Linked DNA regions of Mus musculus: region 1 is linked to region 2. A link is a contact called in ENCODE Hi-C or POLR2A ChIA-PET data. All regions are on one chromosome and are shown on one strand. The core of a region is the stretch at or near the end of the contact, and the rest is flanking DNA. Distances in the headings are between cores, read along the strand shown. Region 1 holds the start of Spef1 (sperm flagellar 1). Region 2 holds the start of 4930402H24Rik (RIKEN cDNA 4930402H24 gene).

The links. Hi-C counts contacts between places; a loop is a spot of excess contacts on that map. ChIA-PET counts read pairs that join two places held with the same protein, here RNA polymerase II (POLR2A).
Region 1: a loop to region 2 is called in a map of heart, with 2.2 times the contacts of the local background. The contact joins the promoter of Spef1 here to the promoter of 4930402H24Rik in region 2. A Hi-C loop is called at or near these places in 1 of 37 maps with a recorded cell type or tissue (heart). POLR2A ChIA-PET finds 5 or more read pairs at or near these places in 1 of 5 experiments (embryonic stem cell).

What each region holds. Positions count from the first base shown.
Region 1 is chr2:131,173,066-131,177,964 of GRCm38, forward strand. Spef1 (sperm flagellar 1) reads right to left here and starts at 1,745. Exons shown (of 7, transcript NM_027641.2): 1 at 1,500-1,745; 2 at 131-242. The coding sequence starts at 1,608. Cenpb (centromere protein B) reads right to left here. Exons shown (of 1, transcript NM_007682.3): 1 at 4,224-4,899.
Region 2 is chr2:130,837,585-130,842,163 of GRCm38, forward strand. 4930402H24Rik (RIKEN cDNA 4930402H24 gene) reads right to left here and starts at 2,561. Exons shown (of 37, transcript NM_029432.2): 1 at 2,380-2,561. The coding sequence starts at 2,462.

The DNA of each region.
Region 1 (4,899 bases), core at 495-2,994, 330 kb after region 2:
GTGTGTGTGTGTGTGTGTGTGTGTGTGTGTGTGTGTCTGTGTGTCTGTGTGTCTGAACATTAGGCCAAGCATTCTACTACTAAGCCACATCCCCAGCCAAAGCTACTTCTGCACCCAGGGATTCTACTACCTGTTCAGGTGACCCCAGTTGCTGAGCTTCTGCTGGAGAGAGTTGGCAGGGACATAATTGTGCATCTCCACCATCTTGGGGAAGTAAAACTTGATAAGCTCTGCAACCAGGACTGAGGGGAAAGGGTTGGGGTCAGATACAAAAGGCAGGAGCATAGGATCAAGGGAGAAGGGGTAGAGATACAGAAAAGGGAAGGTTCACAGAAAGGAGACAAAGAAAGTCAGATCAGTGATCTGTTCAAGATCCCTCCATTTCTCAGCATATTCCTCAACCTCAGATCACAGGAAAACTCAGTCTCCAAGAGGGCCCTATAGGCGTCTGCAGCCTTATCCTAGGAATTCACAGGAACACACACACACACACATACACACACACACACGTCTCAGAAGAATCACTGATTAACACAAGCAGAAAGACATCCTTCTACAGGAAGGGAGGTATAGCTTAGTTGGCAGCATGCTCAAATAGCATGGACAAAGCACTGCACTCAACCCCCCAGGGCCATTTAAGCAGCATGGTAGGTCATGCCTGCAAGCCCATCACACAGGATGCAGGAAAATAGTGAGTTCTGGGCTACACAGAAACTATGTGTCTCGAAAATGTCCATCTGCAGATGCATGTAGGGCAGAATGTATAGATGCACACAGCAAATAAATGCCAAGTATGCATGAGAACACACATAGAACACAAATATACAAGTCACATACACACATAGCCTCTTCAATTATACACATAGAAATGAAGGACATTCTGCCTACAGAACTATGCATTTCTTAAATACAGGAGCCTTTCCTGAGAAACAAACACACAACCCCCCAAAAAATCATATACATGCAGGACAGAACATGTCAATACAAAAGAACACAGGCTAGGGATTTAGCCCTGTTGGTAGCAAGCTTGCTTAGCGTTCACAATGCCCTGGGTTTGACTCCCTAGCACCACACTAAAAACAAACAACAGGAGTACTGGCACAGTGCCTATAATCTCAGATTTTGAGAGGCAAACGTAGGAATGTAGTAGAGGTGGGGAGTCAGGAGTTCAAGACTATCTCACAAAACAACAAAAATTACAAGACAGACTGCAGAACACAGGTTCTGTGAGCAAACACAGGTTCACAGACACACAGCTTAGTTCTTAAAGCCCCTGAAGGAAGACACACAGATACACTCCATGCATACAAGATAGAATGGACATACATTCTTCACACATGAATAGAAGAAACATGCAACTGCACGCTTCCACAATCAAAGTCCCAAAATACGGATCCCACGCCGCCCCACTCTATATATACACATAACAACAATAGCATATGCACAAGTCCATTAAACATACATAAAGACAGTATTTTAAAACACACAACAATGCACACCTCCGTCACTGAAGTCCCGGGAGAGGTTTCTCTTGGGTCTGGACAGAGGGATATTGTCTACCCAGAGGTACAGCTGGTGCAGAGCCTCCTCATCCACGCTGCTTTCCATTGGATCCAGAGCAAGGCCTCAACGTTCCCGACAGAGCCCAGCGCCAGCCCCAGGACCTTTCAAATGCCTCCTCTCGCAACTGCGAGCGTTCAGATATACGTTTGGGTCCCTATTCGGCACAGACACAAATCCCTTCTGGGAGCAGCCATATTGTTTTCCGAAACCATAGCAACCGTCGCTACTTGCTTGGAAACAGAGACTTCTGGGAGTTGTAGTTTTTCCATGTTACCTTCCCCTGGGCCCAAGCTCTGAAAGGGCAGTTAGCTGTTCTTAAATCTTCCTTTCTCCCCAAGAAGGCATCTCCTATCTGCCAACACCACCTGCTGAACAATCACTGACCCATTCTGGGCTTTACGAAAATGTACTATGTCCCCAAACCCCTTTCCCTTTCTGTGTCATTTGTCAGCTCTAAAGGAAGCAGCATAGCAGCACCACCACACAAGTCACCATTGGGGTGGGAGGTTGGGGTGGACAGTGCAGAGCTCTGCTAATATGATACACATCGAGATTGTGTGATAAGCTGTTTATTTGGAAATTATTTTCTTATGGGTATGGGTGTTTTACCTGTATTTATATATGTGTACTATGTGTGTGCTGGGTACACTCAAAAGACAGGTGTTGAATCCCCCTGGAAATGGTTTTAGAGATGGTTGTGAGCCACCATGTTGGTGCTAAGAACCAAATCTGGATCCTCTGGAAGCACAGGCAGTATTCTTAGCTACTAACCCATCTCTCCTGCCTCTGAAAGGCTGTTTAATAGTGCTTCTCGACAGCTCCCTCCCCTGAAACTCTGCAGGTCATTGCCATTTCTTCATCCCAGCAATGTGCTCTACTGGAGCCTTTAATATGTAACCCAGACTCCCAGGGAGAACAGATTAAAGCCAGTTTCTTAGGGAAGGTCATTTAATTCCTTAACCCTATTTCCTTTGTAAAATGGAAACAGTTTTCATCTTCTTGTCCCAAAGATGTACTTGGAAAGTAATTTACAAGTATAAGCATCTTGAATTTGTATGGGTTTGGGGGGACTGCACGTCGACTGTACACTGAAGACAAGAGCTTCTACAGACAGGGTCACAGCCCTTGCTTCCCTCTAAAGGCTAGTCTGAACTGGTCTGAACTGGAAATTGATTTCTGCAACCAGGAGGGCTAGGAACACAGGTCCCTCCTTAGGGAAGAAACACAGTACTAAAGGGGTACTTCTAGAGCCTGCCTAAGGAAGGAGAAAGTTTGCTTCCAATAGACTAATGGATGTGGCACTGGGCATATTACTGAAGCTCTCTGCCTGTTTGTCATGGCTTTTGTTACTTCATAAGGGCACCTGAGTGTTTGGCACCTAGCACACAAAAGGGGCCGTATTAGCAACAGCTTGTGTTAAATCATAAGAGTCCAGTAGAAGAGATTCTTGTTGGCAGGAGACAGACCAAAGAGATTTGACTTGGAACTTGGGACAAAGGTCCTGGATTAGCCAGGGGCATCTAGAGAAAAGGCCACTGCTCCCTCCTACTTACTCCAGAGCAAGCCCACAGGGTAGACTAGACTTTTTGGTCCTCTCCTCCAGGCTTCCAACTAGAGGAAGGGGGTGATGTCATATGGAATCTCAACCCCTTTGCTTGACTTTGTGGACTTTGTTTCAAAACTTTCAAGGGGAAGTGTGGCTCGGCCGTGAGACACTTACCAGGATTGCTATAGGCCCTGGTTCCTCCCTACCTTAATATAAATAAAAACAAAATTTGCATTAAAAAATACAAAACAAATTTCCAAGGGAGGTAATCCCCTAGTGTTAGAAATACAAGACTCAACCCTTCTGGCCCCCACCTAAGGCAAACAAGGCACAAAGGGGGACTTAGATATCCCCCACCCCTTTACATTCCACGGTAGGGAGAACTTGGTGGCTGGGCTATGTTGGGTTTGGGGATTTACCAGGGGTAATATGCCAGCAGTAGTCAAGGTGGGAAAACCGGTTTGGTACTACCCTGATCAGGCTTTTCCTTGGCTGGAACCTGAAGGCCTCAGAAAGGAAGAGCCATGAGGGGAGGGGCTGGGCACTGAAAGAAGGGCATGCCGCCTTCACCTTTGGACTGGAGTGGGGGGAGTGGCCTTGCACAGCGAGCTACCAATTCATGGGGCTGCAATTTGTTTCCCAGTAACTTTGCCTTCTGTTACTGTGCTGTGGCTAACAGGCTTGAAAATGTCCATCAAAGGCCGGAAGAACTCCCTCGTAGGGTAAGATAAGGGTGCCTTGTATGCACCTCCAGCTCCAACCTGGCTCACAGCCATCCCAAAGTTGTTCTTGTTCCTGCTGACTTTAGCTTTGGTGGGCTGGGTCATCAGGTGCATATGGGCTGACCTGCTCCCTATCTCCTACCCCACCCGGAGCTTCTCACTAACAAAGTTTAAGGCTAAGGTTCCTCAAGACTATCAAAAAGATGTAACACCCTCCTTCCCCAGAATTCTGTAACATTTAGATGTGGGTGTCACCGCCTGCCACTCACCCCAGTCACGTCCATCTACTCAAACCTTGCTTCCATGTCCCGCTAACGGCAAGAACCAAGGGGAATCGGGAAGGGATGTGTCCCCCAAGATAGACGCAAGCCCAGACCATGAAGGATGCATCCTTGGCTGTTAAAACATTCACTCCCACAAAAGGGGAGTGGACAGATTTATTGAATTCAAGCTGGGAAAGGAGCACCTGGGTGGCTGGACTCTGGGCCCAGCCCCAGGCCCCTCTGCCCAGGATGGGGGTCTGCAGAGGATGAGGCAGAGGCCTGTAGCTACCCAGATTGGAGGTGCCTGCTGTCACGCCCCTGGAGGGCCTCCTGGAAACCTCCAATCTGGAAAGAAAACCAAGGGCCAAAGACTGGGCCAGAGAAAGGGATCTGGGGAGGTGGAAAGCAGGCAGAGGCAGGCTCGGGAGCCCGCCCTAAGTTACACTGTGCTTCTTTTAGCCTAGAGATGCAGGAGGGGGGCTGCTAGTTTTGTGGGGGCCTAGGCTAGACCTTCCTCTGGAGCCCTTTCCAGAATGGCTTTGGGATCCCCCCACCAAAGACCTGGTTGGGTGGCAGGGGGAGAGGCACTCTCTGGCCAAGAGCTTCCAGGACCCAACCCTGGCTGCTGCTGTGATCTAGCCCACTGATGGCATGGTGTGGTAGCACCGGACAGCTCCCCACCCATCCAGTGCCCTGAGCCCAGGGACTAATGGGGAGGAAAGAGGATTCTGAGAAAGAGGCAACAGCAGTGAGGGGGACCTCAGCCCCTGGGCCTGTCTCAGAGCCTGGAGCCTGGAACCTGGCG
Region 2 (4,579 bases), core at 1,311-3,810:
TCCCAGCACCCATGTCAGGGGACCCACAACTGCCTGTAACTCCAGTTCTAGAGAATCTGACGCCCTCTTCTGGACCCACTGGGAATCTGCATTCACCTGGGCTTTCCTTATACACAGTACGCTCACAGAAATAATCTAAAATGAACTACTTTAAAATACAATTCTTTTTAAAATTTAAATAGATTCCCGAGCTTATGATGGGGATACAGTTCAGAGGCAGAGCATTTGGTTACCATGTTCACGGCTCTGGGTTCCATCCCCAGCACCACATCAAACAAATGTGGCACCGGACACACACACACAGGCAGACAGGCAGACACACACATCCCTCCAGAGAGGTTTATCGCCAGGCTGCTCAAAGTTCTAATGCATCCTGTTTAAATTTCATACAAAGCTGAAATACTTTCAGTGATCCTCTCTGGCCGAAGGATTGAGAAAGGATGGAGACTGTTCCCATGAGCAGCTACACACTACAAACTGTAAACCCCAGAAAGAATTCCTGTTGGGGGCAGAGAAATCCACACAGTGTCAAAGTAGAAGCAAACCAGGTCTCCCAGATGCATTGTTTCATTACTATCTCATTGCTTTTCTTCCTTCACGGCTTAGTCATTCAATAAACACATTGCCAGAGTATATGAAGGAGTCCTGAGAAATGAAGAATGAGAATTAGTTTTGGGGCCTGCAGAATGGCTCAGTGGGTAAAGGCACTTGGCTGCCAAGAGACCTGGCTGAGTCCAATCCTGGTGACCCACATAGGAGAAAGGGAAGAAAAGACTCCTGGCAAGGTGTCCTCTGACCTTCATACTCCCAGTGGCAAGCACAGTGAGTCTCTCTCTCTCACATATACATACACACTACATATATACACACACAATACACACACATAAAACACATACACACACACAATACATGCATCTACACACACAAACACAGACACAATTTAAAAATAAAAAAGAAGCCAAGCAAAGTGGCTCATATCTTTAATCCCAGCACTGAGAAGCAAGTGGATCTGTGAGTTCAAAACCAGTCAGGCCTACAAAGTGAGTCTCTGTCTTAGGAAAAAAAAAGTCATTTTCATTCTTCATAGTTTTGATAAAAGACAACAAAACTCTACAAAACACAAGGCTAGATGTGCTATAGCACTTGTCCAGCAAAAGCAATGTATTGGGATTTGACCCTCAATACTAGAAAGAAACACACACACACAGACAGAGAGAGAGAGAAGAGAGAGACAGACATGAGAGAGGAGAGAGAGAGAGAGAGAGAGAGAGAACACAATACAACACTCAATCAAGAACACAGAAAAAGCCGGCCAGACACGGTGGCACAGACTCAGCATTCAGGAGGCAGAGGCAGGTGGATCTTTTCGGGTTCAAGGTCAGCCTGGTCTACAGTGAGACCCGGTCTCAATTAAAAAAAAAAAAAAAGACAGAAAATAGGATAAGCTATTCTAATATTAGTTGACAACCCCCACTCAAGGGAACAATAGCATATTGCTTTGCCAAATGGCTGCAAGTAAGCAAACAAAAAAGGCCTCTTCTGGTTTAATGACAGGTTAGCAGTACCCAAACCCCAATGACTCCTCCCTTCCCTTTCTTATAGGCTCCTACTGCAACACCTCCACCACTCCAACCTCCGCGTTTCTCTGGCAGCCGCATACTAGCTCCTTCACAAACAAAGCCCGGACGGCTATCAAGGTCAGCCCCAAAGACAGAGAGCAGAAATTGGAAACAGATCTTCTGTATGGAAAAGGGCAGGGCAGCACTCCCTAATATCAACTCCCCTTCCAGTCCACCCGCACTCCTTATCACGAACCTAGTGTCAGCCGCTCTGGGGGGTTCCGAGCCTCCTTTTCCCTCTCCATCCAGTTTCCTTTTTCTTCCTGCGCCCCCAATGACCTTCAAGCCCCTGAAACAGGTGCTCCCCAAGGGAAAGGGGTTGGATGCAGTGGCCAGGGACAGGTGAGCGGAGTTCCCTGTACACGCAGGGGACTGGAAACTCTATAATCGAGCGGCAGTCTGGGGCAAAGGGTCTGGACACCTAGGAGCAAAGGGGTTTACGCGGCAGTTTCGGGAGCTCCACTCGCGTGAACACAGGGCCTCTAGCGGTGGGCTGTCGGTGGGGAAGGTTTAAGGGAAAACCGGTCCATGGGGTGGGGATGTCACAATGGGGTCTTCCCGGAAACCGCAGTGGGTTGTCGAGCTACAGACATAGCAGGGTCCCTCCAGAAGGCCGCCTGTCCCTGGGCAAACGTTCTTCTCAGAGCCGTTTGAAACAATCCTCCGCAAGGAAGCCATATCAGACCACGCCCTGCCGCCCGAGGCGTAGCCGCCCCAAGGCGCATCCCGGGCCACCCTCGGCTGTCTCGACGCGGCATACCTGACGGAGGCCGCCCCACTGCCAAAGGTGCCAGCGAAGCGCGCGGGGGACAGCCCCAGCTGCTGGGGGTCGAACGAGTCCATGGAGGCTGGCGGCGTAGGACCTGGGGGCCGCGGAGGGTCGCTGGGGCCGGCACCGCTGCGGGCCAGCGGCAGGGCGGAGCGAGGGTGCGCCAAGGGGGCGGGGTCGGCGCGCGCGGGCACGCGGGGGCGGGGCGGGAGCGCGCGCAGCGGGGGCGTCAGTGTGAGTCCGGCCCAGCGCCGCACCGTGCTGCGGAGGAGCCAGACGGACTTGGGGTGCGGGCCGCCAGGCGCAGGCTCCGGGACACCACACCTCCGGGCCCTAAGGTCTCTCAGTGCGGTGAGGGTTCTGCGGGAGCTACAGCCACGCTCGCGGACGCGCCCGGGGCGGGGTCTCGCTCCCGCGAGGGCCGGGCTAGGCTTCTTCTGGTCTGTATTTGGCTTTATCTCTAGGTGTCCTGGACCGCTGCCTGGCTACAGTTATCTGTTTCACATCAGTTGCCTATCCATCCTTGGAACGTTCGGCCCCTTAGCGATGCGGCCTGTTGAGAGCACTGGCATCAGTGTGCTCACAGTATCCCAGGAGACGCCTGCCTTTGCAGTTCAGAGTCTGGATAGAATTGTTTCCAGCTGTGGGTCGGTGGGCCAGAAAAAATCTCAGAGCCCAAGTTCCTTCCTGCATAAAGTGGAGAGTTGCTTACTATATACAAGGTCTACTTTAGCATCACATATCGACCTTGTCAAGATGTCCTACGTGTCCTAAATTCATCTTTTCATGGTAAATTATAACACCACAAGACTAGTTTCCCTGCTACAATGATCAGCCTTTGAATTATTTATAAATAGTACTGGCTGAAAAAAATCCTTCTTCCACTCATAAAGATTTTAACAATCCCCAAGGTATCTCTTGCAGGTTTGAAAAAGAGAAGGAACTAAAATGCTTATTTTTATACTTAAAGGAAAATAAAATTTTGCCTTCAGACCCAACTCGTGAATGTGTAACCATTGTTTAGAGGTAACCAACACAGTATCTGAAAATCAGCCAATCAGAGACAGCCTCTCTTCAGGGGCTTCCAAATCAGCCAGTTATCAACAGCTTCTGAAACCCAGCTAATCATTGACAGCAGCCCAATCAGCAGCGCAATGACCAGGCTTCCGAATGAAAGAGCCTTTCTTAGCTGCTTTGTTCTGTAGACCACTGTTAACAGCCAGGAGACTGTAAATTGCTAAACAGTCAATTTATTGAAACACCTCGAGCTTTTACGCACCCAGTCATTATATACATCTCCAGCTCTGTTAATCAGCTTTGAGAATACATCTTTTCTCTACAAGCAAATGTGATATTCACCTTCTTCCTTCCTCCTCCATTTGGTATGTTTTATGTAGCCTAGGCTGACCTTGAACCCCTGAACTTGAACCCTTGAACTCTTGCTTCAACCTCCTAAATTCTGAGATTACAGGCCTGCATCATCATGTCCAGATGGAAGGCTACTACAATTTGTAGCACAGAACAAAATTGTGTGCCTTTGGTTGCTTGGCCAATGTCGTGGTATGCAGATATCACATCTTTTGTATTCATTTATCAGTTAATGAATATAGAAGCTTTTTTCCACACTTTCTGTGCCTTAGCTTAATGCCAATATGACCAAATACCGAAAGTTTTTGTGTAGACATGTTTTTAATTCTCCTGTATATGTAGTATACTCCTAGAAGTGTACTGCTTGATTATACTGAAAGTCTGTGTTTAATAATTTGAGGCATCTTTTTGTTTTCCAAAAAAGCTGCACCATTTATATTCACATTACCTAGGTGAGAGAGTCCCAATTGTTCCACGCGTTTCCAAACATTTAATATCTATCTTTGGATCGTAGTCATCTTACTGGATATGAGGCTGTAGTTTCCTTATGGTCATTTTTTCATGTGCTATTGGAGAGAAATAGTGTAAATGAGAATTCCTGGAAAAAAAAAAGCTGTGTCTGCAAAACTGATTGAAAACTGATCTTATTGGCCAGGTGTAACAAGTTCATGTTCCCAGGCTTAGGAACACACACGCACCCCACTTCTCTCCAAATGTCTTCTTAATTGTCTCTTAACTGAATATAGAATATAGAAATCGCTGTTATCTGAACCAAGGTGCATAAGTTGGAAAAACACATAACCAGTTGTCTGTTATGCCCTAA